Regions from separate parts of the Homo sapiens genome. Here all the other regions are linked to region 1. The links are chromatin contacts, found by Hi-C or POLR2A ChIA-PET in ENCODE. All regions are on one chromosome and are shown on one strand. The core of a region is the stretch at or near the end of the contact, and the rest is flanking DNA. Distances in the headings are between cores, read along the strand shown.

The links. A loop is a pair of places that touch in the nucleus more often than their neighbours do. ChIA-PET counts read pairs that join two places held with the same protein, here RNA polymerase II (POLR2A). Pooled maps may share reads with other maps.
Region 2: a loop to region 1 is called in a map with no recorded cell type, with 4 times the contacts of the local background. The contact joins two enhancer-like sites. A Hi-C loop is called at or near these places in 1 of 168 maps with a recorded cell type or tissue (endothelial cell of hepatic sinusoid), 6 of 37 single-sample maps with no recorded cell type and 3 of 50 pooled maps. POLR2A ChIA-PET finds 5 or more read pairs at or near these places in 3 of 52 experiments (GM12878, MCF 10A and PC-9).
Region 3: a pooled map shows a loop between it and region 1 (5-fold over the local background). The contact joins two enhancer-like sites. A Hi-C loop is called at or near these places in 1 of 168 maps with a recorded cell type or tissue (breast epithelium) and 4 of 50 pooled maps. POLR2A ChIA-PET finds 5 or more read pairs at or near these places in 2 of 52 experiments (A673 and BJ).

The regions. Positions count from the first base shown.
Region 1 is chr13:31,949,487-31,953,437 of GRCh38, forward strand. It overlaps the pseudogene EEF1DP3. Among named protein-coding and RNA genes, the nearest start is that of FRY-AS1, 80 kb to the right of the region's middle. RefSeq lists an enhancer at 1,956-2,055. Within about 2 kb of position 1,810, at least 15 of the 41 ENCODE cell types and tissues checked have a DNase peak (open chromatin) inside an H3K27ac peak, as active enhancers do.
Region 2 is chr13:31,894,766-31,898,716 of GRCh38, forward strand. It overlaps the pseudogene EEF1DP3. Among named protein-coding and RNA genes, the nearest start is that of FRY-AS1, 130 kb to the right of the region's middle. Within about 2 kb of position 1,871, at least 5 of the 41 ENCODE cell types and tissues checked have a DNase peak (open chromatin) inside an H3K27ac peak, as active enhancers do.
Region 3 is chr13:31,999,212-32,003,162 of GRCh38, forward strand. No RefSeq gene overlaps it. Among named protein-coding and RNA genes, the nearest start is that of FRY-AS1, 30 kb to the right of the region's middle. Within about 2 kb of position 2,245, at least 3 of the 41 ENCODE cell types and tissues checked have a DNase peak (open chromatin) inside an H3K27ac peak, as active enhancers do.

The DNA of each region.
Region 1 (3,951 bases), core at 560-3,059:
AAAGGCCAAATCCTAGGCTTCTATCTTCTTCCTCTGACCTCCTTTAGTTTTCCTTGATGCCACCTCCTTGACCTCAGGGATGCATTATAGTAACTTTATGTTTGTATGAAAACTCTCTGAAAAGCAGAGACTATCTCAGTTGCTTCCTTGCGTGGCTCATTTGTCTAGGAGGGGGGAAATTGCGCAAAGTAGGTATCCCATCAACATCTAGTGGTTAATTAACTGATTTGCTATGAAGCTGTGTCAACTCTGTGGAGCCTATCTGATTCTGGCTCCAAGAAAGAATTAGTTGGTAGATAGAGATTGCCAAAGGGAAAGGTCTTTATACTGATTTTTATAACAATCTGAACTCCTAGCTGGGGGAAAATGCAGGTATGGCTTATCTTAGTGTGTCATTCATTCATTATTAGGATTCTACTATATGCCGGGAACCATTCTAGGCCTTGGAAAGAAAGCAGAAAACCAGACAGTTTCTGGTTTAGGCTGATGGGAAAGAATTTTCCCAGCAGAGTACCTTGCGTATTGCACACCTCAATAAATATCTCCAGAGTAAAGGAATGAATGACCCTCGTGGTCACAGCAACGAATCTTAAAAGAAGAAACCAATATATTTTAAAGTCATATTTATATAAAAACATTAAACTAACATTTTGTTTTCTGTTAAAAAAGCCTCAACAATAGAATGTTAGTGTGAGTTATTTGGCTGAGGGTCCTAAGAGACCAGGCCTTAAGAGTCTAGGCCTCTGTAGCAAACAGGCAGCCTGTTTTCTAGTTCCTTCTGAAAGAACTCCAGCAGCTGAGTTCATAGCAGTGGGCCTAGCTTGGTTTAAGGAAGCAAAAGGGAGAGAGAGAAGTGGTCCTGACACACATCATGCCCACAGGCATATCAGATTAAAATGAACATCTCACCCTGCACCTGGAAAAAAGGGGGGCTCAGGCACCATGTGTGATGGGTTGTTCATTCAGCACTCTTAAACCAACAAGTTGGGATGTTTAATCAGCTAGTTCTTATACTATCATGCTGATTTTACAATTATCTGTTGTGAAAAGCAAGGAACCATCTGCTTGGAGGAAACAGGCAGCTCCAGGTACTTCCTTGTTGCTTAGTCAGAGGACAAGTGTGATGAGGACTGTTCACGACCAAGAGGAAAAGAGAGCCCTGGCCAGGACTCACATAGCAGGAACACCAGCATGTAGGCTAACATTGCTTCTCGTTTTTAAGTCAAAGTTCTATTCCAAACACAAGTTTTTTTTTTCTCAAATCCACAATCTAAAAAACTTACTTAAAATTATTTTATTTTTATAATTAAATGGATTTTGAGCATTTCTAAAGTTAGACTGCTGTATTTGTTTTCTTTCTGCATGTAGGTTTTTATTGGAAACATAAGGTAGTCATAGGAACAATGGTGGCTAGATGCTTTCTGACCTTCCTGCGGGTAAACAGCCTCTGTCAAGGAACTGTAGAGATGGGGGTCTGGTCTGGGTTCCCTCCTCAGAGCCTCCTCATCACAGCACAGTGAAGGCACTCTGTGATTAGGCGTGTCTCCTTAAGTGTTATGTTCTCTGTTAGAATTCTGTCATTCTGGAAGCCTGCAGACAGGTGTGTTTGATGACGTTTCAGTGGGGCCTTCAGGAGACATGCAGAACTTATGGTCAGGGCATCCATAAACATGTGCTATGAAGAGAGTGCCTCCTGAGATTGTATTCAGTGGCCTTAGGTTGCAAATGGGCTCAGTGGTTACAGTTTGTGAGGACAGGAACAGTGTCTTCCTACACCGTGGTATTCCCCACAACACTTACCACAGGGTTAGGTGCTTAAGAGCTGGTGAAGTCATCAGGCAAGGTGGAAGACAGACGATGTGCAAGAAGTGTGTCACAGCCACTCAGCTGGCCACACCCCTGCCCATCTGGTCACGCAGCTTCCTTAAATAGCTGCTTCTCAGGCAGGCCTTGCTCAAGGCCAGAGTCAAGGGAGCCTCAGAGACAAGAGTTTGAACACTTCCTCTCATGAGAGGACTTCAGCCCAGGGATTTCACAAAGTCAGTATCTGCTTCACAATTGGTTTCATGTTCTGATCCCCCATCTTACTAAACATGTAATCTGGGACAAGCCACTGGCTCTCTCAGAACCTGTTTCTTCATCTGTGAAATGGGAATGCAAACACCAGTTTCACCAGCTGTCTTAAACCCAAATGAGATAATGCATAACTACAAAATGATACACAAATGAGGTTGACTGTACTATTCTTATTCCTTGATGGCATTAAAGGTTTTTTTTTTCATAATTAGTACTTTTTCTTTGAATGTGTGAGTGGTAGATGCAATTGGAACCCTTTTGCAACTCTTCTTGGTTGGAAAGTTATCTAAAGTTGCTAATCAGACCCTCTGCTAATGTAAATTCTATATACTGAGACACTGCTAAACACCCATTAATTTTAACTTTCTCATTAAAAAGGATGACATAGAAACCCTTCTTTGTAGTCAATATAGATGTATTTTCTCAAAGTGAATCATTAAACTTAAGGGCTTTGTCATGTGAGGCCTCTGAAAATTGTACAATATTAGAAACATCAATGTCTGTGTTTAATAAACTTACTGGTAGCTTTACTGTGTTGAATGTCTCCACCTAATTTTGTTTGTTTAAAACCTTGCTTTTGGAAATTTAGCCCTTCAACTTTTCTTTAACAAAATCTTGGAATGAACTTCTGATTTAAAAAAAAAAAAAAAAGCTTATATATAATGTTGTACATGAGCTCACCACTTGAAAGTAATTTACTTAAATAATGAGATTAAATTTTAAAACCTTTGAGTGTCAACACATTTTTATTTAAAATTTGATATATATGGCCTTTCCTGTTTAAAAATACTGATTAACAAAAACTGAGATAGCCTGTTTACTTTTTATTTATTTACAATAAATAAATACAATAAATAAAATTTATTTATTTATTGGACAAGTTTACTGAGGATGGAGTTTTTGGTTTTGTTTTGCTTCGTTTTCTAAAAAAGGACGGAAACACACCCTTTCCTTAGGCGTCCTGCGTCCCCCGATTCCTGCTCCCTGGTTGCCGCGTCCTTGGCTGGCGTCAGAAAAATGGCTACAAACTTTCTAGTAGGTGAGAAGATCTGGTTCCACAAGTTCAAATATGGCGATGCAGAAAGGAGATTCTACGAACAGATGAACGGGCCTGTGGCCGGCGCCTCCCTCCAGGAGGCCAGCATGATCCTCCATGATATTGCCAGAGCCAGAGAGAACATCCCGAAATCCCTGGCCGGAAGCTTAGGCCCAGGGGCGTCTAGCGGCCCCAGCGGAGACCACAGCGAGCTCGTCGTCCGGATCGCCAGTCTGGAAGTGGACAACCAGAGAGACCTGGCTGAACGTGCTGGAGAAGAGCTTGCCCGGCCACTGGGCCACAGCCCCGCAGACCCAGCACATGTCTCCCATGCGCCAAGTGGAGCCCCCGGCCAAGAAGCTAGCCACACCAGCAGAGGATGACGAGGACGATGACATTGACCTGTTTGGCAGCGACAATGAGGCAACACAGCTGCGGCATTACCAATGAGGAGCGGCTGCAGCAGTACGCGGAGAAGAAGGCCAAGAAGCCCGCGCTGGTGGCCAAGTCCTCCATCCTGCTGGACTTCAAGCCTTGGGACGATGAGACGGACACGGCCCACCTGGAGGCCTGTGTGCGCTTCATCCAGCCGGACGGGCTGGTGCGGGGGGCCTCCAAGCTGGTGCCCGTGGGCTACGGTATCTGGAAGCTGCAGATTCAGCGTGTGGTGGAGGACAAGGTGGGGACAGACTTGCTGGAGGAGGAGATCACCAAGTTTGAAGAGTGTATGCAGAGTGTCGACATCGCAGCTTTCAACAAGATCTGGCCTGAGTGTGTGTGTGTGCCCGCGTGCATGAGGCCCTGACACAATTAAAAACTGAGACCGGCAAAAAAAAAAA
Region 2 (3,951 bases), core at 621-3,120, 55 kb before region 1:
CTGACTCAGGAGATAGGAGAAAAAGACATTTGAATTAAAAAAATCACAATGAAGCAGAAGTAAGGGCTAATAGATATCAAAAAGTACAGTAAGAGAGAGTAGCAAATGAAAATACCTCCAAAAGATATTAAAGTCAAGTGATAGATTTTATTGGCATTTACATTTACAAAAGTTTGCTTCAAGGGGTACTCAAAGTTATAGCAAATTATATTTGCAGGGAAAAAAAATAAAATGAGGTACATTCAGTATGATTTTTTTCCCAGAAACAACACTAGAATAGGAATTTGCATTTCTATGCAAAGTCTTAATTCCCAGTAGTTTTTCAAATAATGAACAAAAGCACCATGTTAAATCAGCCATTTAGCCACCATAAATTATAAACCTTTTTGTTGTGCAGATTAAGCTTCCTGCCATATCAAATTACATTTAATATGACGTGGTATTACCCTCAGTTCTCACCTTTATCATCCTTGCTATATTTTACAACAACTACTCAAAAGGTCAAATAATTCATGGAGTGGTAGAATTGAGATTAAGTTGTGATAGGCATCTTTGAGAGAGTTTTTGTAAATACTTGGGTTCCTTGATGGCTTATTTGAGGAACTCACATAGAATATATTTTATTCTTTGCTTTCTTTCTCATTTTGAATTGTTCTGAAGCAGGTATACAGATTAGAAACCTAGTATTGATCTTTCAATATTGGAAGACAAATCCTTCTATGGGCAACATCTCATCTATAATTTCACTTTGAATTCTAATAAAATTCAGTATAATTATATAAATCAGACCAGTATAAAGGACTGGTATAATTGCATATTTAAATTTTACTATTTGTGCCTTATTTGCCACAGCATTGCTCCCTACTGTTAAGTTCTTTGGTTCCAAGTGCCTAGTATGATTAATTTAAACAGGCCTGGGTTTGAGATGGGATCCATGTGTACCAGCTGTGTGAATTTGCACAATTTACCTAACCTCTTTTCAGAAGGAACCCCAATATTCCTACCTGTAAAATGAAAATAACAAGGTTTGTATGGGGACTGAAGGAACCAAGTGATCCTCATGATATTCATAGTACAGTGTCTTGCACATGTCGTGCGCTTAGTAAGTGTCAGTGATAATAGAGCAAGCTGCTGAAGTTGCAGTGTGCAGCCTGCACAGCTCACTGTGGCTGCCGTGATTAGCTACTGCATTTTTCTTTGGGAAAAAGTGATCTGAGATCCAAGCACTTGGTTTATCTAAGGCTTTTAGATTGTGACTTTAAGTTGGAGTTATAAATTATTGGAAACTTGGGAAAACAAATTAGAGATGTGCAGGGGTGGGAGAGATCTCTCTGAACTGGATCAATCAGAGAAACATCCTTAAAGATTTGATATTTGAAGAATGGGCAGGAGAAAGGGTATCCAAGTTAGGGAAAATGTTTTGTACTTACTCGAGTCAAGGTTTAAATGGAATTCAGTGCTGAGCTTGAAGAAAAGGTGTCTTTGTGTAATTTTGACTGGAAGAAAATCAGAAGGTAACTTATGATTTACATTTACATTCCAACTTCTTAAAATTACATTTTAAGAATGGATTACAATCTTGTTAGGAAGGTTCTTCCCTATCCCCAGCCCCTATGACCCTGAGTTCTAAAAGACTCACTATTCAGCAGGCACACATCTGAAATGACACTGTCCACCAAGTGAGGCCCATAAACCCTAGTCCTTGTCTGTGTTCCCGTGGAGGGGCTGAGGAGGCTCCACTCTGTGACTCTGACAGTTCTGGTGAAAAGAATGTCCCTGGCAGAGGAGGCAGCAAGGCTGTCTGATGGCTCACTGAATAGCCCTGGGAGTAAGAGCTGTTTCCCACCATGAAAACAGGGACTCCACCCTCAAAAGAAAGCAGCCTTCACAGCTGCTTAACTAAGTAGCCTCATGGGACTCCTGGGAGCTAAAAACCACAGCCGAGCTTTCTCCCCACAGGGCATGGCTCTAAGACAAGAAAAAGAGATAATTTTAGACCACAAACTTTGACCTTGTGAATAAAAGGAGAATAATGTAAATAAAGAAAAATAAGGTGGAAGTAACTCATAACAAGCAGAAAAATGGTAAGATATAAACCACTGGATCCTGAGATCAGGCATAGTTTTTAAAAAAATTGATAGTTTTTTTATTGATACATAATAGAGGTACATATTTTGGGAGTACATGTGACAGTTTGATACAGTCGTATAATATATAAAGATAAGGGTAATTGGGGTATCCATCACCTTAAATACTTGTCTTTTCTTTATGTCAGGGACAGTGGAATTATTCTCTGCTAGCTATCTTGAAATGTACAGTAGATTAATGTTAACTATAGTCACCCTATAGTGAGCTATTGAACACTGGGTTTTATCTCTTCTATCTAACTGTATGTTTGTACCCATTCAGACATAATTTTTTAAAAGTTCCCTAAATACTAATATTGACTATTGGAGACTTTAAACCTTAACCTAGATGTCATTACTTTTTTTTGGCTGGAGTGCAGTGGCGCAGTCTCAGCTCACTGCAACCTCCGCCTCCCAGGTTTAAGCAGTTCTCATGCCTCAGCCTCCTGAGTAGCTGGGATTACAGGTGTGTGCCACCACGCCCTGCTAGTTTTTGTATTTCTAGTAGAGATGGAGATGGGGTTTCACCATGATGGCCAGGCTGGTCTCGAACTCCCAGGCTGGCCTCAAGTGATCTGCCCGCCTCGGCCTCCTAAAGTACTGGGATTACAGGTGTGAGTCACTGCACCCAGCCTCATTACTTTTATTTTATTTGTAATGCTACATGGATTAGTAGCTGCTTAACATTATCTGTTATTTTGACATCTATTATTTCTTTACATTTTACTTTCAACAGACAGTACGTAATGCCCTGCATACTTCTACCACGAGCATATTTATTCCTTATGGCTGCTGTAATAAATTGCCACAAATTTAGTTGCTTAAAGCAATGTAAATTTCTACTACAGTTCTGGAGGTTGGAAGTCAACTGGGTCAGCATGGCTGTGTTCCTTCTAAACTGTAGGGGAATCCTTGTCTTGCCTTTTCCAGCTCCTAGAGGCCAACTGCATTGCCTGGCTCCTGGCCGCATAGACTCTGTCCTCTGTTTCCACGATCACATCTCCTCTGACTCTGACCCTCCTGCCTCCCTCTTACAAGGCCCCTTGGGCTTGCATTTAGGGCTCACATAGATAATCCAGAATAAAATTCCTATCTCAGGGTCCTTAACATCATCTGCAAAGTCCTTTTTGCTGTTAAGGTAACATAGACACAGATTCCAGAGATTAGGATTTGGACCTCTTAGGGGGGCTACTATTTAGCCTGCTACACTGAGGAGTGTGTGAGACCAACAACCTAGACGGAAATTGGACGGTGGAGAAAACGGTGAAGTGTTTTCTCCGTCGGAGAAAGTGGATGGAAGGTTATGCATGGTCAGTTTGTCCTTGTACAGAATTCTGTAGTCTAATCCATTTTATATGTAACAAATGAAAATGTTTTCAAGTATGATGATCAAAAGGAGTGAGTGTCTCCCTTAACATCCTATAAATATTTTAATACGTGGTCCAGTCCATCTTCCTCACTCACTCTGCAGTGTTTGATCCATTACCCAAGGTAACTGAGGGCCCACCACCTACTGGGTGCTCCATGAACCCCAGGCAAACCACAGGCAAGTCAGCTCATTTCCTCTGGGTATACAGGGTGTCTTTGTCTTATATTTAGCTTATAAATTGGTTGTCAGCTCCATTGCAGAGCAGTAACATGAACTTGTGGTTTAGCACATCACATCCTTTAAAGGACAATAACGTTTTTCTGGCTTCCCCACGTGGCTCTTGATAACAAGATGGTGTGGAGAGCAGCAGGAAGAATGTCCAGGGTAGAGAGCTGCCCTGGAGTTGGGGCCGAGATAGCAGATGGCACCCTTTCTGTGACAAGGCTATTCTAGAGT
Region 3 (3,951 bases), core at 995-3,494, 50 kb after region 1:
CACCAACCAGAGAAAGCTCTCTACCTTTAAGGGCTTATGTGATTAGATGACACCCACCTGGACACTCTCCGTATTTTAAGATCATTTCTGCTGTCTAAAATGATCCTGGGATGATATTTCATCATATTCCAGGGATTAGAGCAGGACATGTTTGGGGAGCAGCTTTATAATTTCTGCCTACTGCATCATTTCTTATCAAGAGAAAGTCCCTCTCCCTCTCCCTCTCCCCCTCCCCCTCCCCCTCCTCCTCCCCCTCCCCCTCTCCCGTCTCCCTCTCCCTCTCCAGTCTCCCTCTCCCCAGTCTCCCTCTGATGCCGAGCCGAAGCTGGACTGTACTGCTGCCATCTCGGCTCACTGCAACCTCCCTGCCTGATTCTCCTGCCTCAGCCTGCTGAGTGCCTGCGATTACAGGCGCGTGCCGCCACGCCTGACTGGTTTTCGTATTTTTTTGGTGGAGATGGGGTTTCGCTGTGTTGGCCGGGCTGGTCTCCAGCTCCTAACCACAAGTGATCCGCCAGCCTCGGCCTCCCGAGGTGCTGGGATTGCAGACGGAGTCTGGTTCACTCAGTGCTCAATGGTGCCCAGGCTGGAGTGCAGTGGCGTGATCTCGGCTCGCTACAACCTCCACCTCCCAGCCGCCTGCCTCGGCCTCCCAAAGTGCCGAGATTGCAGCCTCTGCCCAGCCGCCACCCCGTCTGGGAAGTGAGGAGCATCTCTGCACGGCCGCCATCCCATCTAGGAAGTGAGGAGCGCCTCTTCCCGGCCGCCATCACATCTAGGAAGTGAGGAGCGTCTCTGCCCGGCCGCCCATCATCGTCTGAGATGTGGGGAGCGCCTCTGCCCCGCCGCCCCGTCTGGGATGTGAGGAGCGCCTCTGCCCGGCCTCGACCCCATCTGGGAGGTGAAGAGCGTCTCTGCCCGGCCGCCCCGTCTGAGAAGTGAGGAGACCCTCTGCCTGGCAACCGCCCCGTCTGAGAAGTGAGGAGCCCCTCCGCCCGGCAGCCACCCCGTTCGGGAGGGAGGTGGGGGGGTCAGCCCCCCGCCCGGCCAGCCGCCCCATCCGGGAGGCGAGGGGCGCCTCTGCCCGGCCGCCCCTACTGGGAAGTGAGGAGCCTCTCCGCCCGGCAGCCACCCCGTCTGGGAAGTGAGGAGCGTCTCCGCCCAGCAGCCACCCCGTCCGGGAGGGAGGTGGGGGGGTCAGCCCCCCGCCCGGCCAGCCGCCCGGTCCGGGAGGGAGGTGGGGGGGTCAGCCCCCCGCCCGGCCAGCCGCCCGGTCCGGGAGGGAGGTGGGGGGGTCAGCCTCCCGCCCGGCCAGCCGCCCCGTCCGGGAGGTGAGGGGCGCCTCTGCCCGGCCACCCCTTCTGGGAAGTGAGGAGCCCCTCTGCCCGGCCACCACCCCGTCTGGGAGGTGTACCCAACAGCTCATTGAGAACGGGCCAGGATGGCAATGGCGGTTTTGTGGAATAGAAAGGGGGGAAAGGTGGGGAAAAGATTGAGAAATCGGATGGTTGCCCTGTCTGTGTAGAAAGAAGTAGACATGGGAAACTTTTCGTTTTGTTCTGTACTAAGAAAAATTCTTCTGCCTTGGGATCCTGTTGATCTGTGGCCTTACCCCCAACCCTGTGCTCTCTGAAACATGTGCTGTGTCCACTCAGGGTTAAACGGATTAAGGGCGGTGCAAGATGTGCTTTGTTAAACAGATGCTTGAAGGCAGCATGCTCGTTAAGAGTCATCACCACTCCCTAATCTCAAGTACCCAGGGACACAAACACTGCGGAAGGCCGCAGGGTCCTCTGCCTAGGAAAACCAGAGACCTTTGTTCACTTGTTAATCTGCTGACCTTCCCTCCACTATTGTCCTATGACCCTGCCAAATCCCCCTCTGCGAGAAACACCCAAGAATGATCAATAAAAAAAAAAAAAAAAGAAGAGACAGGGTCTCAAAAAAAAAAAAGAGAGAAAGTGAAAGAATCAAGGAGATTTTTTCATAATATGTTATTACACAATATTACACAATAATGTTATTGTGTAATAACTGTCACCTCTTAGGATTATTGTTAGATGCCTAGAATATCATGTATAAGAAAATGCATTGCAAATATAAAGCCCTTTAGGGATCATATCTCTTATAGACAGAGTGAAGGGCTGGAATGAGCACAGATTCATAGAACTGGAGTTTGAAATTCACCTCCACCACTGGTCAGTGACCTCAAACATCCTCTCCTTTGGGGAGTTTTATTAATTGCTACCACTAGGTGTCACCTACCCAGCTGGAGAGAAAATAAAGCTCCCTGAGGCTGGGAGCTGCTTGGGACTTGAGACCTGTGCATTGTACAACCCCTGGGAGATTTGCAAGCCTGGAGCAATCTGGAGGAATTCAACTCTTCCAAAAGAGTGAGCAACCGATTAGCTTTGGAAGGGGCTTATCATCAGTGTAGGCAGGTGGTGGTGACAGGGGCCTGTGATGGTTTTGTCACCTCCCATGGCCTGGTTGTTCTGGCTGGGAAGTGAAGTGCTTGCTTGCCCTGCCAGCCTCAGCAGTGTATTTTGGTGCCCTCGAGAACTGGGGTGGATGGCATGAGCCAAAGAGAAAACCAAAATGCTGACATTGACATCACAGCCACTTTTAGGGTCCAAGGGGTAGTGGTGGAATTCTTTGTTGCCAAGGATTCTGTGAGGCTTGGCTCTCAGGACCTGGACCATGGCTAGTGTTCCTCACTGGGGCAAACACATGAACTCTAGATACAGTCATGAACTTGGCATGAGGGGGAAGAGCCACTGCAGGAGGTTTGAGTGCAGAACTACCGCTGGTGCTACTAGAATATAAATGACTTGCAAAAGACAACCCTTGCCATAGAGAGCTCTCCTGCAGGATGTAGGACACAGACTTAAAAGAGACAACTCTAAATTTATGCTTATTATCTGTGGTGGTGAAGTGAGCTCCAATGTGAGGGAATACATGTTCATGTGTGCTTTTTTTTTTTTCTTTTTTGAGACAGAGTCTTACTCTGTCGCCCAGGCTGGAGTGCAATGGTGCAATCTCGGCTCACTGCAACCTCCGCCTCCCAGGTTCAAGTGATTCTCATGCCTCAGCCTCCTAAGTAGCTGGGATTACAGGCGCCCACCACCACACCTGGCTCATTTTTGTATTTTTAGTAGAGATGGGGTTTCACCATGTTGGTCAGGCTGGTCTTGAACTCCTGACCTCAAGTGATCTGCCCACCTCGATTTCCCAAAGTGCTGGGATTACAGGTGTGAGCCACTGGGCCCGGCCACATGTGTACTTTTTTAGCACTAGACTCTAATTACCTAAATTCTGTAGAAGTAACTGCCAATAGCCTTATAACCAATGCCACTGAAGAAAATATGGACTACACAAGTTTAAAAGTTTATTTTTATTTAAACTTTTTTAAACTTTAAAAGTTTATTTTTTAACTCATATAATCTCTATACAGAAATCACCAAAGTTTCAACAACGTAATGTTAGATGGGATGTTTCAGATTTTTTTTAAGAACACACAAAAAATGCAAAAGGTAAATTATAAGTGAAATGATTTTTTTTAACCACGGTTTATGAGAAAGTTGGTCTTGAGAGTTATTCTCAGAAGCTGGGATCTCAAAAAGGGCATTAGAATATGAAGAAATAGCAGAAAATTTTTTTTGTTTGTTTAAATCTGCCCAAGTATCTAATGCATTCACTAAATCAATGTGTCAAGGGCTGAGGAAGATGTCCGTTGCAGGCATGCCTCAGTGATGCAAGAGAAGCCAGGATCTGTGACTACCCCTCAGACCCCAGGCCTTTCTCTCTGCTGGCTTGCTCTATGGTAGAGACTTGTTCCTTGAGCAAACACTGATTTCCCTTTGCCAGTAACTCTCGGCCTGTGTCCAGAACGTAAATGCATAAAGTAGTGTAAAACCCCATCATCTGTGCATGCACCTGTCCCTTCTTAAT